2 separate regions of the Homo sapiens genome follow, and region 2 is linked to region 1. A link is an interaction called in ENCODE POLR2A ChIA-PET data of the cell type or tissue named here. Cell type or tissue: B cell. All regions are shown on one strand. Links, peaks and the distances in the headings refer to the core of each region. The heading gives the core; the rest is flanking DNA. Region 1 overlaps MAPK1IP1L (mitogen-activated protein kinase 1 interacting protein 1 like). Region 2 overlaps WDHD1 (WD repeat and HMG-box DNA binding protein 1).

Evidence for each region. Peaks named below come from ENCODE experiments on the same cell type or tissue, not always from the same donor. Only the 100,000 strongest peaks of a DNase experiment are listed, where the experiment ranks them.
Region 2: POLR2A ChIA-PET joins it to region 1 with 5 read pairs; 8 of 35 experiments call an interaction of 5 or more read pairs at or near these places.

Annotation. Positions count from the first base shown.
Region 1 is chr14:55,065,558-55,068,057 of GRCh38, forward strand. MAPK1IP1L (mitogen-activated protein kinase 1 interacting protein 1 like) reads left to right here. Exons shown (of 4, transcript NM_144578.4): 4 at 1-2,500. Among named protein-coding and RNA genes, the nearest start is that of MAPK1IP1L, 15 kb to the left of the region's middle. In B cell, for the core only: no CTCF peak of the experiment used is centred there; no DNase peak of the experiment used is centred there; H3K27ac peaks cover 1,345 bases.
Region 2 is chr14:54,998,528-55,014,843 of GRCh38, forward strand. It overlaps WDHD1 (WD repeat and HMG-box DNA binding protein 1), which reads right to left. Exons shown (of 26, transcript NM_007086.4): 3 at 14,958-15,069; 4 at 11,782-11,933; 5 at 10,081-10,192; 6 at 9,789-9,839; 7 at 8,753-8,848; 8 at 3,566-3,658; 9 at 2,359-2,465; 10 at 1,976-2,117. It also overlaps the pseudogene RPSAP13. Among named protein-coding and RNA genes, the nearest start is that of WDHD1, 20 kb to the right of the region's middle. In B cell, for the core only: no CTCF peak of the experiment used is centred there; no DNase peak of the experiment used is centred there.

The DNA of each region.
Region 1 (2,500 bases), core at 1-2,500:
CCACTTGCCCTTGGTTCTTTAGAAGGAGCACACACATCCCTTGATTCCTCCCTGATGTGGTAAACTGGCACACTCCAGGGGTCTAAAACATAAAACAGTTGTGTTTAGGGAACCTTAAGTCATGCAGACATGACTGTTCTCTTTGTACAAGTGTGAATCAAAATATGTATCTCTTTTTCAGAGTCTGGTTAAGCTATGTCATTGTCTACTGCATAGTTTCCTGAGTCTGTTTGTAAAGTGCTTATGGCTAACAGTTCAGTTCTGTATTTGTTGACAGGTAAATAAGTGGAGTTGAGTGCCATCTTTGAAAAAATTACCCTCTAGCTCTAACACTGAAAATAATAATAAATTGTAGATCTCTGCAACTAAGTTTAAAGCAGTGTGACTGTGTTGCTTAAATATCAAGTATTGTTTATAACCACCAAAAAAAAAAAGCCCTGGTAGTTTTTTGGCACCTTATGTTTAAATCAGATTCTTAGATTTGGAGTAGACCTGACCTTGTTATTTATTAGATAACATTTTGAATGTATCCATTGGATTTCTAAAATGTATTGTGAATTTCTCAGACAAACAGGATTTATGCTGGAGCTCTGTTTTGCTTAGAAATAAAATATTTAGTAGTTTATTTCTGCTCTAATTAAAATGTCAAGAATGCCAAATGCTGCCAGTTTTTTGGTTTGATAGCTACCTCCTTCTAAGAAAGCAAAATGGTTACCTTTGAGAGGAACATTCAGTGTTTAATCATCCCTTATGTTAACTAGATGATAGATTCAAGCTTTTAGAAATGAGAAAGTAGAAACTAATTTGTTAAGATATTTTCAGACTGCGGAATGTTGTTAGCTTTTTCTTTCACTTCTCTTCAAGGACAGGTGTTAGCTGTCTACAATACTGTTGAACTCTGTTGTCAAAGTAGCCCCCTTAGTCTACAAGGCAGGTAGCCTTGGCTTGAATTATCAATATCAAAATGTCAGTTAACCATGGAGGGATAAAGTAATGTGAAAAGTGAGATGGCTGCAAAGATAGCTCTCCTTACAGTTATTTTGGCTGTCCTACATTGGGATAAGCTGACAAATTAGCAGTATTTAGTTTAACACTGGAGCAAATATAATTTGAGTAGGAAGAAGAGATAGCAGGTTTGGGAATCTATAATTATGAAGTCCATTGATTTTGGGAGAAAATCTGTTGCTAAAGGATTTGAAGGGCCATGAACACAATTTGGGATTATTACTCCCTATAAGTATAATAATTTTGCTAGTGACCCATACTGTCCAGTGTGCCCTAAATCATACTGCTATTGTACTCCCTTTGTTTTCAAGGACTTTGCAACTGGTATTTGGGGGAGATTTTTTTTTTTTTTTGAGACGGAGTCTCGCTCTGTCGCCCATGCTGGAGTGCAGTGGTGCTATCTTGGTTCACTGCAAGCTCCATCTCCCAGGTTCACACCATTCTCCTGCCTCAGCCTCCCAAGCAGCTGGGACTACAGGTGCCCGCCACCATGCCCGGCTAATTTTTTTTTTTTTTTTTTTTTAGTAGAGATGGGGTTTCACTGTGTTAGCCAGGATGGTCTCGATCTCCTGACCTCGTGATCTGCCCGCCTTGGCTTCCCAAAGTGCTGGGATTACAGGCGTGAGCCACCACGTCCGGCCGATTTTTTTTTTTTTTTTTAATGTAAGAATGGAGATAAAAGGGATAATATAATTTGCTTTTATATTGTTATTTTTGTAAAGCATCTTTTCTTCAATTCTTGTTGGCATTCTGGGCCAAAATATTTCAGGTTGGTTCGGTGTGGAGTTAAGAAAAGCAGGCGTTTTAGTGGAGAAATGGGGAACAGCATCAAGAAAGGCTTTTTTCCTTTTTTCTTTTTTTTTTGGAGACAGAGTCTTGCCCTGTCACCCAGGCTGGAGTGCAATGGCGTGATCTTGGCTCGCTGCAACCTCTGCCTCCAGGTTCAAACGATTCTTCTGCCTCAGCCTCCCAAGTAGCTGGGATTACAGGTGCCCGCCACCACACCCATTTTTGTATTTTTAGTAGAGACGGGGGTTTCACCATGTTGGCCAGGGTGGTCTGAAACTCCTGACCTCGTGATCCGCCTGCCTCAGCCTCCCAAAGTGCTGAGATTACAGGCGTGAGCCACCATGCGTGACCTTTTTTTCTTTTTAAAAGGGAACAATGTTGCTTTCAAAACAAGACATGCTAGGCTGAAACTGATTTATGGAAAAGACTGCTTGTTAGCAAGTATATTTGGTCTTGAGGGGGATACAGATTATAGAATATGCTGACATTTGGGCTTCAGAGGAAGAATTTTCAAATCTAATGGAAATAGTTGAGGTGTTCAGGAATGCTGTTTCTTGGAGTTGGAAGCTTAGGTTTTGAAATGTTGAAACCAAAAAGACAAAAATTAAAACATAGACCTTAGGTCGTCATTCACACCCGGTTCTCAAGAATCAAGTGGAGCACTTCAAAGACCTTGGCTTGTCTGTCCCATCCTGCCACTTTCTCA
Region 2 (16,316 bases), core at 6,924-9,423, 60 kb before region 1:
TCTCCACAGCCCCAATTTACTTCTCTACAGAATAAATCCTTCCAGCTCTTTTAGTTGTTTCTTTGCTACTTCTTCCATACCTGTAAATCATATTCTAGTAGAATTTTTTTTTTTCACTTTTAATCATTGTGTTTAACAGATCCTATTAACTTCCATCTATGGCAGATGAGGATCTGGTACCCTTTCACAACCACCCCAACCGCCATGCTTGCATGTACACTACTCTCCGACCCCAATTCTCCCAATATAGATAGATATATCCTCCTTGTGGTTCAATCAATATACAGTATTTAGGTTATTAAGATCATGTAAATGCTATTCATGGCTGAATAATAAAAATAATAGCCAACACTTATAAAGTATGCCAAACTTATGAAGTGTGCTAGACACTGTTCTAACTATACATAATTCACTTAATCCTCCCAATAACCCCAAGTGGTTGGCATTATTCCTATCTTTTTACACATACAGTATATTATGATCACTGTTCCTTTCTTTTACAACTTTTTGTCTTCCCTGGAGTTAAGAAACTCTCTCTTTACGTCTTTTCTCTTAGACAAATTCCCCAAAGATGATTTTTCCAATCTCCTGCCTGAAATGCATAAGAATGGCTGACAATGTTCTGGGAACCTACTAGAAGTGAGATGATCATTTCAACATTCAAGTATCTAATCTTTCATTTAATCCTCTGTTTTCAGTACAGTATTTCCCCCTTACCCAAGACCACTCAACTGTAACCAGTGTCCCTAGACCAAGGACAGTCTATTTCATCTTTTCTAAAAAAACAAATCTCCAACATTCTGCCAGAATGCATGTGAAGATGGGGGAGGGCAGGTACCCAGCTTTGAACACAGATGTTGAGACTAGAACACTCTATGTGCTTATTAAATCACCTCTCCTGTTTTCAGCCCCACTTCTAGAAGCACCTAGTGCTACCAAATTCTGAATCTCTGGGGATTCAGTGAGGCAAACTGAGTAGCACCTCAACTTCCAGAAACTACAGTTTTAGAATTCAACTTTTTGAGAAGCTGAAGTGAGTTTCTCATCATCCTTCTATTTTCTAGCCTCCACTTTTTTATTTTTATTTTTTAGATGGGGTATCACTGTCATCCAGGCTGGAGTGCAGTGGCACAATCACGGCTTGCTGTAGCCTCAACCTCCTGGGCTCTAGTGATCCTCCCACCTCAGCCTTCTGAGTAGGAGCATGAAACTACAGGCACACACCACCACACTTGCCTAATTTTTATTTTTTAATTTTTTGTAGAGATGGGGTCCCACCATGTTGCCCAGGCTGATCTCAAACTCCTGGGCTCAAGCAATCCTCCCAAAGTGTTGGGATTACAGGTGTGAGTCACTGCAGCAGAGCTCAAAATTATTTTTATAATCATCCCTTCAACTGACTTCTTTAACCTTATGGGATTATGCATTTAAGAAAATGCCTTTAGTATAGTTTTTGTGGGGGTTTCAGGAGGGACAGCTATAAATGCATGTATTAAGTCTGCAATCTGTAACCAGAAGTCTAAACTAAGACTTGAATATAAATAGGTACATCTGCCAGGCAGGGTGAATAATGAACAAAAGCAAGAAGGTATAAAACAAGGTGCCTGTTTAAAGTTGCTCAGTAAAGCTGTTTGACTAAGCAGAGGAGGTGTATAGGTAGTTCTAAGAGTTAAGGCTAATTCAGAGTAGAAACAGTTTGCAGGCCAAACTGAGACCTGATACAAAATAGTATTTAATGAAAGGTATTCCTTGGAAAGGCATTATATGGAGAGAAAAAAGTTTCTTAGTAAAATACACTTGGGAGACATCAGGTTGAACAAGTAAGAAGTTTTCTTACTATAGATTACTACTCAGCATCTACTATAGTAACATGAAAGGTAATTTTCCAAGAAAGTAAGGCAGTTTGTGGTGTCTTCCAAATCCATATGATCACAGAAACATTTTGAAGAAACTGTTGTACCATACTCCCTTTTACCTTACTGCTTGATGTCTTTCCACTGGGGTCACAAACATTCTCTAGAAGCCCTAGATTTCCTTCCGCATCAGTATACGATATTCGACCACAAGTAGGATGCCATGCCAGACCACAAATTGCATAACCTTTCTCATGTTTCACCCTAAAAATTAAAAAGTAGGTTCTAAAAATACTGTCAAGAAAAATATAAATTGTACATTTCTTTAGGTAAATTTTAGTTAGGAAAGAATAAATGACTTTTGACAATAATTTATAAATAATATAAATTTAATTATACTTTCATTCTGACAATCTGATGGCAAATTTGAAATGTTTCAAAATAAAACAAATACAAAACTAATAGAGATGAGCAAAGAAGAGACAAAAGATACACTAAATCATACCTTTCCATGCAGTCTTTGGTTTCCACATTCCAAACTATGATTAGACCATTAATACTACCTGCAGCTAAATATTGCCCACAGGGAGACCAGGTTACTATATTGAGGGTCTGTAAAGAAAAACAGTTAATAAATAATGATTTTGTAAAATTTCAAACTAAATACTCATTTTATTACCAAATTCAATTTTCTTTTCATTTTTTTTCAAGAATTTGGAGGGGAATCAACCAAATTCAAATTTTTATATCCCTGTTCTATATTATTTCTAATTATATTCGATACAAGACAAAGTTTGCTTATTTTCTAACCTCACTTTTCAATAACATTCAAGTATCACTACCAGCTATTACTTTATCATGAAAAAAATTATACTGGCACCATTTTATTTTATTTTTAGAGTCAGGGTCTTGCTCTGCCACCTAGGCTGCAGTGCAGTGGCACCATCATTACTCACTGCAACTTTCAACTCTGAAGCTCAAGCAATCCTCCTGCCTCAGCCTCCCAGGTAGCTAGGGCTACAGGCATGCACCACCACACATGGCTAATTTTTTAGTATTTTTTGTAGAGATGGAGTCTTCTTTTGTTGCCCAAGTTGGTTTCGGATTCCTGGCCTCAAGCAATCCTCCTGCCTCAGCCTCTCAAAGTGCTGGGATTACAGGCATGAGCCACTGTGCCCAGCCACTGGCACAATTTTCAAAGCAAAACCTAAAAAATGTTATTATCCTAGAAAGAGAGACAATTCAAGACATCCTCTTAGCATTCACAATCAAGATGAAGAAAACTAGTAAGTGAAGTGAACTTTAGTAAGCCATTGCTGACCTACTGGGCTTATGTTTCCTTAACTGTAAATATCTACGCATGTAAGAGACAGAGAAAACAGACCAACAACCTTTCTTCCTCTAAAATTTCAGAGTCCATGATCACAAGTCTCAGTGAAACTCACTTAACAATAAAGGCTAACTACTGATCATTTTAGAACAACTTGTTCTAATACTATGCAAGGGTTAAATCTGACTTCTTATAACAAAGACCTATTTAGTATCCAGTTATTGATCAAATGAAGAAAGGATGAGCTGTTAGAAGATGGACCACATACAACAGCCAGGAGTTGTTTTCCATTCCAATAATATTTAACTGCAACTGTATTCAGGCAAACTACGCATTAACTGCTCCTTATAGCCCACTGAAAGTGTCACTTTGTAAAACCTACCTGAGAGATGAAATTATCTGAAAGATCAAATTGATGACTCCAAGATTCTCTTCTATATAGCTTAACAGATTTTTCCACAGGAATTGCCAGTAACTATTAGAAAAGATAAACAACGTAAACAAAAGTTTACATTAAATTGAATTTGAAGAAGGAAAAAGGCACAAAATTCATTCAGATATATTTACAAGACATAAAAGCAAATTAGTTTTTATTGTTTCTGTTTTTAAGAGACGGTGTCTCACTATGTTGCCCAGGTTGGTCTCTAACTCCTGGGTTCAAGGGATCTTCCTGGCTCAGCCTCCTAAGTAGCTGGGACTACAGGCATACACCACTGTGCCAGGCGCAAATCTGTATTTTAATTGGCAACTAATGAAACTCAGAACATTACTTAAAACTTCAATAAGCAAAAAATAGGTGATAATTTGTCATGGGAAGAGAAAAAAATAAAGGTGATCACTCTATTGCTTGCACCCAAAAAATGGAGAACTTGTAATTACTAGTACTTTAAATATGATTACTTTTTTTTCCCCCAAGAGACAGTCTTGCTCTGTCACCCAGGCTGGAGTGCAGTGGTGTGATCACAGCTTACTGAGCCTCAAACTCCTGGGGTCAAAGGATCCTCCTGCTTCAGCCTCCCAAATAGCTAGGACTACAGCCCAACTAATTTTTTTCCTGTTTTTTTGTAGAGATGGGGTCTCACTGTGTTGCTCAAGCTGATACTGAACTCTGGCCTCAAGTGATCCTCCTGCCTCAGCCTCCCAAAGTGCTGAGATTACAGCGTGAGACACCATGCCTGACCTTCAATACTACTTCTTAAGGAATCTAGGTCCTTCTGATATAAAAATTCCTCCCATTTGTTTGAGGAAAATAAAGACAGAATCCTTCAAATATCTTGAAAAACAAGAAATGTATCTTCTTATGCATTATTCTGAAGAAACTGATTAGTAGAAAAAATAAAACTGTGTATTCTTTCCATGATTATCCAAAAAAGGATTAGTAACATATAATAAAAACTTTATTTTAAAAAATTTTTAAATTAGGTTTTTTTGTAAGCAAAGAAAAAAAATACATACTACATTTCCTTGAGCTCAATTATCACTTAAATCTAGAATGTACATTGTTAAAAGTTCACATGGGCTGGGTGTGGTAGCTCAGGCCTATAATCTCAGCACTTTGGGAGGCTGAGACAGGCAGATCACTAGAGCTCAGGAGTTTGAGACTAGCCTGAGCAACATAATGAGACCCTGTCTCTACAAAAAATAAAAAAATTAGCCAGCCATTGTGGGCGCGTGCCTCTAGTCCCAGCTACTCGGGTTGGGGGCTGAGGTGGGAGGATGAACTGAGTCCGGGAGGCAGAGGTTGCAGTGAATCGTGATCATGCCACTGCACTCCAGCCTGGGCAACAGAGTGAGACCATGTCTCAAAAAAAAGGAAAGAAAAAATAATTTTAAAAGCCAATTGTGTATATATGTATAAAAAAGAAAGAAAAACGAACTATATATATATAGTTGCCCAGGCTGGAGAGAAGTAGTGCCATCTTGGCTCACTGCAACCTCTGCCTCCCAGGTTCAAGCAATTCTCCTGCCTCAGCCTCCCGAGCAGCTGGGACTACAGGCGCACACCACCACGCCTGGCTAATTTTTGTATTTTCAGTAGAGACGGGGTCTTATCATGTTGGCCAGGCTGGTCTCGAACTCCTGACCTCAGGGGATCCACTCGCCTCAGCCTCCCAAAGTGCTGGGATTATAGGCGTGAGCCACTGTGCCCAGCTACCAACTGTATATTTTTTATGTACACTGTCTGCTCATGTCTTTGCTCATCTTTCTAATGGGTTTCTATTGATTTGTAAGAATACTTTGCACACTATGGAAATTAGCTCTGTTTTATTGTTTCAAATTTTCTTCCCCAGTTTGTCATTTGTACTGTGACTAATATTTTGTACCATGCAAAACTATTTACTTTTTATACAATCTACTTTATTAATTTTATTTCCTGAAAAATTTCAAAAGAATAGAAAAGTTGAAATAATAATATAGTAAATACCTATATATAGACTCATCATGTAGAAGCAAGCTTCCAAGATGGTCCTCAAAGATTCCCACTCCACTTCCTGGTATTCATATCCTTGTGCTAATACATTTGCTAAATCTCCTTTTCTCTACCTTTATATACACTAACTTTCCATATACATTTGGTTCTATTTATCTCTTTAACAGGTATGTGTCTATTCATAACTCAATAGCAAACTTATAATTCTCATAACTTTATGTTTTATTATCTAACTGAATTATTTGCATCACTTTTCTTTTTCAAAACTTTTCATTTTCCACATGGACTTTCCCTTTTTTTTTAGCAACCAATGTTTATTTTCTTTTTTTGAGATAGAGTCTCGCTCTATCACCTGAGCTAGAGTGCAGTATTGTGATCTTGGCTCACTGCAACCTCCGCCTCCTGGGTTCAAGCAATTCTTATGCCTGAGACTCCCAAGTAGCTGGGATTACAGGCATGTGCCACCATGCCCAGCTAATTTCTATATTTTTAGTAGAGACAGGGTTTCGCCATGTTTCCCAGGCTGGTCTTGAACTCGTGGCCTCAACTGATCCACCTGTCTCAGCCTCCCAAAGTGCTGGGATTATGGGCGTGAGCCAGCGAGCCCGACCCAATGTTTATTTTTCATCAACCTTATTTCCATGTTGCTTAAGAGCCTGTGCAAGAACAGCTTAAGATCACTCAGTGGTTGTTCCTATGCATTCAGTGGTCTGAGCAGTGGGGAGCCGCAGACCAGTCTTCTGTGGCAGGCTGAGCACTCCAGTTTTCAGGAGGGAACTGCTAAATAGGCACAGAGGGCACCTGCACACCATCAGACCAGTCTGCAACCTCAGGTTGAGGAGCACCGAACTCAGGAGCTGGAGTAGTCCATTCACCCTGAAATTCCTCCTTGGTCACAGCCTTTTCAGCAGCAGGCTGCTCTTCTTTTTCAATCTCCTCAGGAACACTGTAGAAGTAGAGATCAGGCATGACCTCCCACAGGAAATGGTGCCACACATGCGAACTTCCTGGATCGGCATCCACCACATCAATCCCACTGAGTGAGCTCCCTTGCTGTTGCATGGGATGGTAGTGTCCACATAGCACAGAGGAAAATCTGTGTGACACAGAGCAATGGTAGGTACGTTAACATAAGATGCCTCTGTGAGAGGCTGGTGATCAGCACTGGGATTAGTCACCATAAGAAGCTGTGGCTCCTAAAAGGCTGCCTGGATCTGGTTAATGAAAGTTCCAGGAGTGAAGCAGCCAGCAACTGGAGTGACTCCAGTGGCAGCAGCAAACTTCAGCATGGCCTTCGGACCAGTATTCCTGGATGATATGACACTGACATTGAAAGAGTTTTCAACAGCAACAATGGCACAAGCTCCCAGGAGAAGCTTCTCCCAGGTCCTCTTCAGATTTATGATGTAGATGCCAACACTTTTCCTTTTATAGATGTACTGTCCCATCTGGAAGACAAAGCTGGTGCTACCTAAGTGGGTTCCTCCTGCAAGGAACTTAAGGACATCCTCCTCCTTCATTTGCAGGACATAGAGGTTCTAGACATTGTGAAAGTTTCCCTTTAAGTTACGATGGGAATCCAGAACAACATCATAAGGATCCTTCTCTGGGTAGTGCAGAAAGCCCTCATGGGCTTTAGAATCAGCTCAATTTGGTCCTCCTAGACATCTTATTGGTACTTTATTTTACTTTGTTTTCTTTTTTTTTTCCTTAGAGCCTTCAGATGAGACATTTTATTTTTAAGGCAGGGTTTTGCTTTGTTGCCTAGGCTGGAGTACAGTGACAAGATCATAGCCCACTGCAGCCTTAATCTCCTGGGCTCAAGTGATACTCCTGCCTCAGTCTCCCAAGTAGATGGGACTACAGGAATATGCCACCACACCTGGCTAATTTTCATTTTTTTGTGGAGACGAGGTCTTGCTATGTTGCCCAGGCTGGTGTCAAACTCCTGAGCTCAAGCGGTCCTCCTGCCTCAGCCTCCCAAAGTGCTGGGATTATAGGTGTGAGCCACCACACATAGGCTGTTGTTTTATATGTGAATGTTATCAAAACTATAGATTAATTTAGGGAAGAACTGACATCTTTATTTATATCAAATAATTCCTTTCTAAGAATATATGTTTCTATTTATCCAAGTCTTCTTTTACTTCTCTTGGTAGCATGTTAAAAGTTTCTTTATATAGATCTTTCACATTTCTTGTACATTTAACCTGTTACTGTATCTTTTTCAATTTAAAAGTAAATGCATTATTTTTCCTACATGCTTTCTAAATGGCTATTGTTTGTATACAGGATAACAATCCTGTATTTGTATAACAATCCTGTATACAAACAATTTTGCTTCCAGTTACCTTACTAAATTTTCTTATTAGTAGTAATGATTTTCTTCCCCAGTTGATTTTCTTGGGATTTACTCATATACAAACATTTCCTTTGCAAATAATGAACATTCTCTTTCTTCCTTTCAAATTTCTCATATCTTTCTGTTGTCTAACTGTATCAGTTAGTACCTCCAAAATGTTAGGTACTAATGGTGAGAATGGACATAATAAGACTGTCTCCAGAGTTGTTCCATTAAGCATGAATGTGAACAAAAATATAAAATTAATTCATTCATGCAAAATTTATACTTCAAAATGAATCTTGAAAAAGTTCAAATGTTTCTTAAAGCATTTCAATACTAATTATTTGGCTTGGTACTCTAAAATTTATAATCCAAATTTTTAAAAAGTAATTAAAAAAACTATTTTTACACTCAAAGTTGAAAAGGACTGAATAAAACAAAGGTTAAAAATAAGAATCATGCCAGGCACGGTGGCTCACGCCTGTAATACTAGCATTTTGTGAGGCTGAGGTGCGTGGATTGCCTGAGCTCAGGAGTTCGAGACCAGCCTGGGCAACACGATGAAACCTCCTCTCTACTAAAAATACAAAAAATTAGCTGGGCATGGCAGTGTGCACCTGTAATCCCAGCTACTCGGGAGGCTGAGGCAGGAGAATTGCTAGAACCTGGGAGGCAGAGGTTGCAGTGAGCCGAGATTGCACCACTGCACTCCAGCATGGGAGACAGAGTGAGACTCCATCTCTAATAAAAAAAAAAAAAAAAAAGAAAAGAAAAGAAAAATAAGAATCACTTACCTTCCCACTTTTTGGCTGCCAAGCAAGTCTGCAGATTGATTTTGCATTTATCACATCGTTGCATTTTTGTAGCAGTGGCCAACTAATAGCACATGTCTAATTGGTAAAAAAAGAAAATTTCTTTCCTTTATGAAAATCCCCCCCAAAATATATGCAGAACTGAATATATTTAAAGGTTCTTCAAATCAATATATATCTCAGAAAAATGCAACTTAATGCACCTTAATTATAATAATACCTGATATACCTAAACTGCTTTAAGTCCTTCAAAGGTATGATGAGTACAAATCTTAAATAACTAGAGTATTTTCTGTGCAGAATAAACAAATGATATACTCATTGAATAATCATACACACATACACAAAACCCCAATACGTGAAATTCTTAGAATGACTACAAAAATAAAACTTCAATGGTCTACTATAAAATGTTAAAGTGTCAAAGTCGCTTCTTTTAAATAGCTCAAGAATGAAGGGAAGGAACTGTGGATATTAAGGCATATTTGTGGAGGATATTTCTCTAGTCAATTACATTCATATTCTCTCTAGAAATGCCAAGCCATCTTGGATTGCCTTGGGCAGACTTAACTGTTCCCTCTGCCAATCTGGAGAACACCTTATTTCGTACCTCCTTTAAAACCTTTATTAGGCTGCATTTGAATAAACTGTATATGTGACTCTCCAAATCAAATGTGACCCATAATTTTTTATCCCCAACCATCTAACCCAAGGCCCAACGCATGGTCATTACATTGTAAATATAAAATAACTGAATTTATTCCCTTCATTTACAAAACTTAAAAAGTTAAATATAAGATTATCATTCCCCTTGTGATTAGGTAAAAATGCAATTAGTCTTCAACGTATTTATTTGGCACTAGAATACTGTGGACTTTGATCACAAAAACAGTATTTAATGGTACCAAAGAAACAAATTCCAAAGAAAAGCAATTATTAATTTGGCCCAGTAATACGACATATAACAATTTATTACAGAAATGGGCAAAAAACTTTAAATTTAAATTGCTGAGTTTACCTGATCTGAAATTTGCCACACTCTGACAGATCCATCACAACTAGCTGATGCCTGCAGGAATAAACAATACATTTCTCTATAGTCATAGCCATAATACTACATGGAAAGTGGTTCAATTAATTAAATCAAAAAGCCCTTTTATCAACTGGGTGAAATTTCCTGCTAACTCTCTTACTGAATAAAACAAAGGTTGAAAAGTTGAGTTAGCAGAAAATTTTTTAGAGAGTTAGTAGGAAATATATTTTTAAACATATTCAGGAAAAACACAAAAAGAGAAGGAAAAAATAATTACCAGAAAGATGTCCTTAGGATCAAAGGAAAGACTTAAAACAGGGGCATCATGTCCTCGAAATGTTTTCTGTTGGCTGCTATCCATCACATCCACAATTTTGACTAGAAAATCACTAAGAACAAAAAGAGTAACGCAAATGAATAAATGCTAACACAAAGGCCTCTCCTAAAAGCTATGATCCAAATATTTCTTTTTTTTTTTTTTTCTTTTTGAGACGGAGTCTCACTCTGTCACCCAGGCTGGAGTGCAGTGGTGCGATCTCAACTGCAACCTCCGCCTCCCAGGTTCAAGCGATTCTCCTGCCTCAGCCTCCCGAGTAGCTGGGATTACAGGTGTGCACCACCATGCCCAGCTAATTTTTGTATTTTTAGTAGAGATGGGGTTTCACCATGTTGGTCAGGCTGGTCTTGAACTCCCGACCTTGTGATCCGCCCACCTCAGCCTCCCAAAGTGCTGGGATTACAGGCATGAGCCACTACGCCTGTCCAAGTATTTTAAAATCACAAAATCTTTATGGCAACTTATAAAATTTGGCACCCAAATTTAATGGCTTACCTTTTAGTTTTGCTCTATAAATATGTTGAAAACACAAGTCAAGATTTCCCATTATGCTAAAATACAAACACTTCCTAAATGGCTTCTTTAGTTACATCTTAAGCTTCTATTATTTGCTAATCTAATTATAGCTACAACCATTTTTAAAAGTACTATACCTTTCACTTCACCTCAGCAATTCAACCAACTATATTGTTTTCCTATGACAAAGAAGCATCAAGAGAAACTCCAAAATATTCTGACTGTACAGCCCAAGTTCTAAGTAAAATAATTTTTTTTTTTTTTTTGAGACAGAGTTTCACTCTTGTTGCCCAGGCTGGAACGCAATGGCGTGATCTCAGCTCACGCAACCTCTGTCTCCCGGGTTCAAGCAATTCTCCTGCCTCAGCCTCCCAAGTAGCCGGGATTATAGGCACCCGCTACTATGCCCAGCTCATTTTTGTATTTTTAATAGAGACGAGGTTTCACTGTGTTGGCCAGGCTGGTCTTGAACTCCTGACCTCAGGTGATCTGCCCACCTTGGCCTCCCAAAGGGCTGGGATTACAGGCATGAGCCACGACGCCAGCCCTAAAATAATTTTTTTAAATTTTCCATCAAGCTATGCTTTCAGTATTATAAAATAGGCCATCTGCCCATCTGCAGAGCAGTATATTTCTTTCCTTTTTTTCTTTTTTTGAGACAGAGTCTCACTCTGTCGCCTAGGCTGGAATGCAGTGGCACCATCTTGGCTCACTGCAACCTCTGCCTCCTAGGTTCAAGTGATTCTCCTGCCTCAGCTTCCCGAGTAGCTGGGATTACAGGCACCCGCCACCACACCCAGCTAATTTTTTGTATTAGTAGAGACGGGGTTTTGCCATGTTGGCCAGGCTGGTCTTGAACTCCTGAGCTCAGGTGATCTGCCTGCCTTGGCCTCCCAAAGTGCTGGGATTACAGGCGTGAGCCACCACAACCGGCCAAAGCAATATATTTCAATTCAAAAAGAAGCCCAAGTTTGTCCTCAAAAACCTTTACTAGATAAAAGAATATATGAAGAAACAACAAACAACAAAAAATTAAGTCACGGTCCTGAAAACACTACCCTGAAACAAATAAACAAGGCCTTTTGTTCTAACATTATTTCCTTTTCTGATGTCAAAGAGCCTTACCTAGATCCAGCAGCAATTTTAGTACCATCCCCATTAAAGACCACATGGTTTGCATTTGTAGTGAAGCGAGTCAATATACCATCTGGAACTCCTTCAGGAAATGTGTGGACTTGAATAGTATTATTAGAAACTGCAGTGACCAGTTTTCCACTCTAAAAGAAAAATTAAGGTAAGAAACATTAGCAAAACAAATCCAAATGACTGGGAGTCTCTCCATAGTTAAAAATCCGGTAAAAAACAAAAAACCTTAAAAATCTAGTTCATATCAAGAGAAAAATTATCACTAAATGTACAACTTTGCTGGAATGTGCATTAGCAAGAAAAATTTGCTAGCTTTAGAAAAATTAATTCTACCTTAAGCAGCCTATCTCTTAGCCTCTAATTTTTCTTTTACTTCTGGTAAGAAAAATGTTTGAATAGTACTTCTATGGATCCTAAGTGTTATAAAAAGGAAGGAGACTCAAGAGAGCTTTTCAGAGAAAACAGAGCTAGTCTCAAAATGAGGAGAAGGCATCAGAAGGCACGGCCACAATGGCCACTGCCCTATGTTTCCACAACAAAAGACACATCACATGTCTTTTTAGAGTAAAGTCTAAATGCAGCATCCATGCCAGAGACTGCAGTGATATACCTACAAGGCAAGGAATGTTGAGGATTGCCACACCACCAGAACCCAGAAGACAGGAATGGAACATATTCTCCCTCAGAGCCTTGGGAAGAGCCAACCATGACGACACCTTGATTTCAGACTTCTTGCCTTCTGAACTGTGAGATAATTTTCTGTTGTTTTAAGCCACCAACTTTGTGGCAATTTGTTACAGCAGCCTTAGTAAACTAATACAAGACCATGTTTACTTTTTCCTCCTTTACAGTCTTCTTCATATACAAAGGCAGTACATGCTCACTGAACAGAAAAAAATGACAATATGAAAGTATTGGGGCTGGGTGTGGTGGTTCACACCTGTAATCCCAGCACTTTGGGAGGCCAAGGCGGGTGGATCACGTGAGGTCAGGAGTTCGAGACCAGCCTAGCCAACATGGTGAAACCCCATCTCTACTAAAATTACAAAAAAATTAGCCAGGCATGGTGGTGGGCAGCCAGCTGTTTGGGAGGCTGAGGGAGAAGAATCACCTGAACCCGGGAGGCGGCGGTTGCAGTGAGCTGAGACTGCGCCATTGCACTCCAGCCTAGGCAACAAGAGTGAAACTCTGTCTCAAAAAAAAAAAAAAAAAAAAAAAAAAGTATCCTGAGCAGAGGGTGAGTTCCTTATTTTATGAATTAATCTCCATTAACATTTTGGGGTTAAGTCTTCTTAATTTTGTTATATTCGTGTGTGTGTTTGTGTGTATATATATATGTATTTATTTATTTTAACAAACATAAGATTACACTATATTAACTGTTCTGAATCTCATTTTTTTTACTTATTGTAAACTTATTTTCAACTTATTATAAATATATTTTCTGATGAAAATAGATACCCTACTTTTATAATGGCTGCATAGTATTCCATTATATGGCTCCACCAAAATTTATAAACTAACTTCTCAATTGAAAGACCCTTCAATTGTTTCCGACATTTGCTATTGTTATGAATTGTGCTTTTACTATCCTTTTCCACATAAACTTGAAAATAGCCAGAAATGACTGTGTACATTCTAATTTTAATACACGGTATCAATTTGCTCTAAAAAAAAAAAGTTTCTCACTTATGTATCCAGCCACTATGTATGATAATACTTACTTCTCAAAGCCCTCACTATTACTGGGATTAGCAATATTTTTCATCCTTGCCAATCTTATGGGGAAAAAAAATCCAATTTTAAAATTTGCATTTCTTTGCTTACTAGTAAGATTTAGCTTACATTTAATGTATGTTGGTCATTTACATTTTTTCTTCTGGGAACGCATTTTCTAATTATATATGATCATTTTAAAAAGAATATCTAAACATCATCTTATCTACCTTAAATGCGCCTGGGTTTGGAAAAAATATGAATTCTGTGGAAAGATTTTTCTACCTAAACACAATACACTCAAGTTAAAAGTCATCACAAATAAAAAGCTTAGGGGTTTATAGATAATTAATTTCCAAAGTCCTTCTGAATAAGTCTTCTTTCTCCAAGTAACCTACATCTCATTCCCATATTTGCGTTACACAAAACATCAGAAACACATATGAATATATATTGGGAAAGTTAATGAAACATTCCCGTTTTCTAGAACAATTCCTTAAGTTATCTGAATCAGTAGGTGTTTTAGTCTGTTCTGTACTGCTATAAGAATCCCACAGACTGGGTAATTTACAATGAACAGAAATTTATTGTCTCATGATTCTGAAGGCTGGACACTACAAGATTGAGGGGTTGGCATCTGGCAAGGGTCTTCTTATTGCATCATCCCATCTTGGAAAGGTAAAGAGAGGGCGAGAGGGAGAGCAAGAGGATCAAACTCACCCTTTTATGATGAACCCACTCCTGAGATGGTGGCATCAATCCAATCATGAGGCCAGAGCCCTCATGGTCTCATTACTTCTCAGTAGACCCCACCTCCCACCACTGTTATGTTGGGGATTAAGTTTCCAACACATGCTTTTAGGGGAACACATTCAAATCATAGCAGTGAGCTAAAAACACCACTGAGTTTTCCCTTAAAGGAAAAAAGGGAACATTTAAACCTTTCTTGGAAGTATTATTTTCCTGCATTTATTTTAATTGGTTCACCATTCATGTCCATTAATCACTTTTAATAAACCACAAATTTTGGGGTGGTCAGGTATGGTGGCATGCACCTACAGTCCTAGCTGCCCGGGAGGCTGAACTGGGAGGACTGCTTGAGCCCAGGAGTTTGAGACCGGTCTGAGCAACATGGCAAGATCCCGTTTCAAAAAAAAAAAAAAAAAAAAAAAATTGGTGGGGCAAGTTATGGCATTATCATGCATTTTAAAATATTATTTCATGAGATTAAAAAAAGGTATATCTATATTCAAAAATATTTTTCACACCCCATCTCAAAAAAAAATGGTAGGGCAAGTTACGGCATTATCATACATTTTAAAATATTATTTCATGAGATAAACAAAGGTATATCTATATTCAAAAATATTTTTTCACTCAAGCATAAAAATCACATGCCAGTATCATTTCATATCAATTGATATAACTGTTTTTACTACCTTCAAAGCACATGAATATGCCTTTTCTCCAACATTAATGAACTTAGGATCATCATCATCCAAGTCTTCCCAAATCCTCACATCACCATCACTTCCACAAGTCACAATAAAACTGTGAAGAAAAGACACAAATTAAAGTCATCGGGCATGGTGTCTCATGCCTATAATGCTAGCACTTTGGGAGTACAAGGTGGGAGGATTGCTTGAGGCCAGGAGTTCAAGACTAGCCTGGATAATACAGAGAGACCTAGTCTCTACAAAAAATTAAAAAATTAGCCAGGCATGGTTATGTGTACCTGTAGTACCAGCTACTTGGGAGGCTGCAGTAGGAAGATAACTTGAGCCTGGAAGGTCAAGGCTGCAAGTGAACCATGACGGCACCACTGCACTCCAGCCTGGGCAACAGAGCAAGACTCTATCTCAAGGAAAAAAAAAAGTCACCTAGTTTCATATACATTAGTTTTTTGGAATGCTACTTCTATATTTACCACTTTTTCACAAAATGAAGACATTAGCCAGTATTTTTTCTCATTTTATACACTTAAACTTTAAAAATAAAGTGCTAATTTCCTTCTATAAAATAAAAGATGAGTTTAATACTCTAGTTCTTCTTTGGCATAAAATTATAAAATTTTGAGGCAGAGTCTCATTCTGTTGCCTAGGCAGTATCATGATTATAGCTCTCTAAACCCTCCGCCTCCCAGGCTCAAGTGATCAAACCACTTCAGCTCCCCAGGTCGCTGGGACTACAGGCGCATGCCACCATGCCTGGCTAATTTATTTTTTGTAGAGACAGGGTGTCCCTACGTTGCCCAGGCTGGTCTTGAGCTCCTGGGCTCAAGGGATCTGCCTGTCTTGACCTCCCAAAGTCAAGGGATTACAGACATGAGTCACCATGCTTGGCCAGCATAAAATTATTTATTTGTAAGAATGTAAGAAAGATGGGTATATAATCTGCAACAATAAAATAGGGACCGTATCTTCCTTGTCCACCATTGTATCCCTAGCACCAAACAGTCTCTGACAGAAACCTTAATAAATGTTTGTTGAATTAATAAATGAATAGATGTATGAGCTCAACTATCCAAACGTGTTTCAAATAACCATCTGTATCTATCATAACTTGTTTTAAACTTATCTTCCAAATGCTTTTACTCATTTAGTATGTGCCCTATCTACACACATACAAAAAAGCAAATAAAAACACAAAATATAATGTACATAATAAAATACAAAAATAACATATAATAAACAGCAAAAAAAATCTATATAAAGAGCTGTGGATGTTCAAAAGAAAAAGATTAATTCTCACCTGAGAAAGTCAAAAAGATTCATAAGAAAGATGGTATTTACACTGGG